Linked DNA regions of Homo sapiens: region 2 is linked to region 1. Evidence: read pairs that join two places in POLR2A ChIA-PET (ENCODE). Cell type or tissue: CD4-positive, alpha-beta T cell. All regions are shown on one strand.

The links. ChIA-PET counts read pairs that join two places held together with the same protein. Peaks named below come from ENCODE experiments on the same cell type or tissue, not always from the same donor. Only the 100,000 strongest peaks of a DNase experiment are listed, where the experiment ranks them.
Region 2: POLR2A ChIA-PET joins it to region 1 with 6 read pairs; 3 of 35 experiments call an interaction of 5 or more read pairs at or near these places.

What each region holds. Positions count from the first base shown.
Region 1 is chr10:21,887,617-21,890,116 of GRCh38, forward strand. The region is part of intron 7 of DNAJC1 (DnaJ heat shock protein family (Hsp40) member C1); the gene reads right to left. Among named protein-coding and RNA genes, the nearest start is that of DNAJC1, 110 kb to the right of the region's middle. RefSeq lists silencers at 1,270-1,470, 1,429-1,488. In CD4-positive, alpha-beta T cell, no CTCF peak of the experiment used is centred here; a DNase peak (open chromatin) is centred at 1,545.
Region 2 is chr10:21,630,012-21,632,511 of GRCh38, forward strand. All of the region lies in intron 8 of MLLT10 (MLLT10 histone lysine methyltransferase DOT1L cofactor), which reads left to right. Among named protein-coding and RNA genes, the nearest start is that of MLLT10, 97 kb to the left of the region's middle. In CD4-positive, alpha-beta T cell, no CTCF peak of the experiment used is centred here; no DNase peak of the experiment used is centred here.

The DNA.
Region 1 (2,500 bases):
ATAAAAACAAGCAATAAGGAAAGGACTCCCTATTCAATAAGTGGTGCTGGAATAACTGGCTAGCCATATGCAGAAGATTGAAACTGGACCCCTTCTTTACACCATACACAAAAATCAACTAAAGATGGAGTAAATATTTAAACATAAAACCCAAAACTATAAAAAACCTGGAGGACAACACAGGCAATAGCAACCTGGATGTAGGAATGGGCCAAGATTTCATTACAAAGACACCAAAAGCAATTGAAACAAAAGCAAAAATTGACAACTGAGATTTAAACTTAAGAGCTTCTGCACAGCATAAAGAAACTATCGACAGAGTAAAAAGACAACCTACAGAATGGGAGAAAATTTTTGAAAACTCTGCATGTGACAAAGGTCTAATATCCAGGATCCATAAGGAACTTCAATAAATATACAAGAGAAAAACAAACAACCCCATTAAAAAGTGGGCAAATGACATAAACAGACACTTTTCAAAAGAAGACATCCATGCAGCCAATAAGCACATGAAAAAAAGCTCCATATCACTGATTATTAGAGTAATGCAAATCAAAACCACAATGAGATACCATCTCTATCCAGTCAGAATGACTATTACTAAAAGGTCAAAAAATAACAGATGATGCCAAGGTTATGGAGAAAAGGGAACACCTATACACTGTTGGTGGGAGTGAAAATTAGTTCAACCATTATGGAAGACAGTATGGTGATTCCTCAAAGAGCTAAAAGCAGAACTACTATTTAACCTAGCAATACCATTACTGAGTATATACTCAGAGGAGTGTAAATCATTCTACCGTAAAGACACATGCACACAGATGTTCAATGCAGCACTATTCACAATAGCAAAGACATGGAATCAACCTGAATGCCCATCAATTAGCAATTTGATAAAGAAAATATGGTACATATACATCATGGGATACTATGCAGCCATAAAATGTGGTACATATACACCATGGAATACTATGCAGCCATAAAAAGAATGAGATCATGTCTTTTGCAGGAACATGGATGGAGCTGGAGGCTGTTATCCTTAGCAAACTAAACCAAGAATAGAAAACCAAATACCATATGTTTTCACTTACAAGTGAGAGCTAAATTATGAGAACTTATGAGCACAAAGAAGGAAACAAAAGACACTGGGGTCTACTTGAGGTTGGAGGGTGGGAGGAGGGAGAGGAGTAGAAATGATAACTATTGGGTACTGGACTTAATATGTGGGTGATGAAATAATCTGTACAACAAGTCCCTGTGACATGAGTTTACCTATGTAAGCTTTTTTAAAGCTTATTTATTTTTCTAAACTTTTAGGTTCACATGTTCCCCTGAACCTGAAAGTTTAAAAAATACATAAATAAATAAGCTTTAAAAAAATCTTTTTTCAAAATGTATTAGTTCATTCTCACATTGCTATAAATAACTGAGACTGGGTAACTGATAAAGAAAAGAGGTTTAAGTGGCTCACAGCTCTGCGGGTTGTACAGGAAGTGTGAATGCTTCTGCCTCTGGGGAAGTCTCAGGAAACTTTCAATCACGGCAGAAGGCAAAGGGAGAACAGGTGTCTTACATGGCAGGGGCAGAAACGAGAGAGAGAGGGAGGAGCTGCTACACGCTTTTAAACAAGCAGATCTCATGAGAACTCACTGTCTCAAGAAGAGCACGAAGGGGATTTGCTAAACCATTCATGAGACATTGCCCCCATGATCAAATCACCTCCCACCAGACCCCACCTCCAATACTGGTGATTATATTTCAACATGAGATTTGGGTGGGAGCACAGATCCCAACCATATGAGATATTAATATAAAACTTCCATTTCAGAAAAAATGGAGAACTTTTCCACATTCCTCTCACTAAGAATTATAAAAAAGATAAAAGAGTAAACAAGTTATTTGTTTACTCATATCTTATAGTAACCATTATATATACAACAAACACAAGAAGAATTTGAAAGTTAAGAGAGAAGCCTGACCAGCTAGGTACTGCAGGACTCAAGAATACCCACAGTGGTCAGTTCTACGAGTTTTCTTTGTGTTTCTTATGTATCTCAGACTTGGTGCTGCAGAAACTAGCAACCCAGAAACACTAACAGGCACAGACACACACATACAGGCAAAACAAAAACAAAAGCCTGCTCTCTCTAGCTAAAGGGTCAAAAAAGAGACAGCATAGGCATTTATCTTTTGTCTAGAAGATAAAGCTTTTAGACAATAACCACTCTAATACAGGCAAACAAGACAGAAAGTAGTGTTACCCCCATCCCACCACCCAGCATAAGAGCAAAGACTAATGGGAAACCTAGGCTGCTGCCATTGCCAGCCTGTAATGAGGCACCCAACCTCCCCACCAGGGTGATGTGAGAGAGAAGGCTAAAAGGTAAGGCGGATCCTTCTCCTGCTAATAAAGTCAGTGGAGACTATATGGGTAGCCTGAACCTCCAGAACCACCCAGAAGTAATAGGTGTCTCTTCCTCTATCAGGCAGTGTGGTTACA
Region 2 (2,500 bases), 260 kb before region 1:
AGGCAGGAAAAATGATACTATGTCTTCTTCTGTTTTGGTGGGGAAGAAAGAAGAGAAGCATGTAGGTGAATAACTAGGTCACCTGGGTAGTAGAGCAAAGAAACTAGATGTGGGTTGAACCCTATCAGAGATATTGCTAGGCAGATTGGGTATACAAATAAGGAGGCCAAGTGCGTTATTTTCAAAAGTGTTTAAAATAATGGATCATGAGATTGAGGTGGGATAATAGATGTAGTGGAACTAGGGAAGGGCTGGAACATAGAGTTACAGGAGATATTGGAGCATGGGCCTAGAGGGCTCAGTAAGGTTCAAGAATAAGTATAGTAAGAGTGTGAATTAACTGCAAGGTTATGAAGAAAGAGTAGATCATTGTGGTTTAATATTTCATTGGGATATGTTGGGTGATGGCAGCTTCCAGGTGTTGGAAGACAGTTCTCCATGGTTCTCACATTTATACACATCTTGTGAGTGGCAGCCCTGACTGCCTTTGTTCTTTTCAAGGTTGTTTATGTTGTTTATATAGCAAGCAAACAGCCTTGGAAAACAGAGGCACTATCATTCAAATTTCTCCTGTAATTCAGTCCACTGTGTGTATAAATGTCATCTTGCCCCAGGTCACCCTGTCAGAATGGGGAACTTAGGCAAATGCTAACAGTCTGGCTTTTGCTATTGCCACGAGTATTAAAGTCCTCTGTGTCCAATGCAGGAGTCTTGTGTCATCTTCTACCAGCATCTATGAAACTGTGGTGAACTAACTTGTCACTTTACAAGTACAGTAAGATCTTAGACTCTTTGTAGTTTTTGACACCAAGATGTGGTTTTAGGCATACTGAAGGAGAGTCTGAATGAAAGCCATTGAAATTGAGAATATTTGAGGACTGTGCGAGTTGTTCATACAGTTGGCCTTAACTCGCTAGCACACCCACCCACTCTTGTGGTCCAGGGATGTTGGGATACTGTGGTTCAAGGTCTTACCAAGATCACATGTAGCAGGAAAGAGTTGCCTAAAGAAAAGTACGTCGGGCGCGGTGGCTCAAGCCTGTAATCCCAGCACTTGGGGAGGCCGAGGTGGGCGGATCACAAGGTCAGGAGATCGAGACCATCCTGGCTAACATGGTGAAACCCTGTCTCTACTAAAAAATACAAAAAAAAATTAGTCGGGCATGGTGGCGGGCGCCTGTAGTCCCAGCTACTCGGAAGGCTGAGGCAGGAGAATGGCGTCAACCTGGGAGGCGGAGCTTGTAGTGAGCCGAGATGGTGCCACTGCACTCCAGCCTGGGCAACAGAGCAAGACTCCGTCTCAAAAAAAAAAAAAAAAAAAAAAGAAAAGTAATGGGCAGACGAAGAGATAAAGAGACACCTATTAATAAATGATAGAGCTGGAATTTAAGATGAACTATGTCTGACTACGAAGTCCCTGGAATTTTTTTTTTTTTTAAATACATCTTTCTGCCTTTACTGGAGGCTGTATTAGTCCATTCTCACACTGCTATAAATGAGAATGAGTAATTTAGTAGGAAGAAAAGAGATTTAGTTGACCCACAGTTCTGCAGGCTGTACAGGAAGCATGGCTGGGAGGCCTCAGGAAACTTACAATCATGTCAGAAGGCGACGAGGAAATAAACACATCTTTACCATGGTGGAGCAGGAGAGAGAAAATGAAGAGGGAAAGTTTGAAACTGCTACATACTTTCAAACAACCAGATCTGGTGAGAACTCTTATCAGGAGAACAGCAAGGGGGAAGTCTGCCCCCATGATTCAGTCACCCCACCATCAGGTTCCCCCCCCAACACTTGCAGATTACAGTTCAACATGAGATTTAGGTGAGGACACAGAGCCAAACGATATCAGAGGTAAGAATCATATCCCCTTTGAAAGTTAGATAAATCTGTATTACAACTTGAAGAGTTTTTTTTTTGGTTTTTTTTTTTTTTTGGTTTTAGTACAAATGGTGAAGTTTTCACATGTTCTCAAAAGAATGCTAATACAGAATATGCCTTATCAATCCTCTGTTCTGTTCCAGGAAGCTATTATTTAACTGAGTAGTATTTGGGAGAATAAATTTTGAAGACCTGCTTGCTTAAATAAATAACTTGTTAAAAGAAGATAAAAAGTGAAAGTAGATGTGAATAGTCTTTTTGAAATTTAGCTTGAATTCAGATGTTGAAGACAAACAGTAATATAGTGTGCATCAATTAATTGGCATGTCCATGAAATAGAATGTTATGGCTAACTGAATTGGCTGAGGATTAACTTTATTTAATAGAGTTATTTTTTGCAACTTGTAAGGTTGAGATTGCATGTAATGCAAAGACTCATGTTTAATTCATGTAGGTGTTTAGAATTTTATTCCAGCTATCTAATTATAGCATCATGGAGATGAAGTAATGATAGCCTATTGTTTTCCATTAATAATATAAATATTTATTAATGTATTTATCACCTGTGGCAAATGACCTAGTTTTCATTTCCATTTTTATAGATGAAGAATTAGGGACA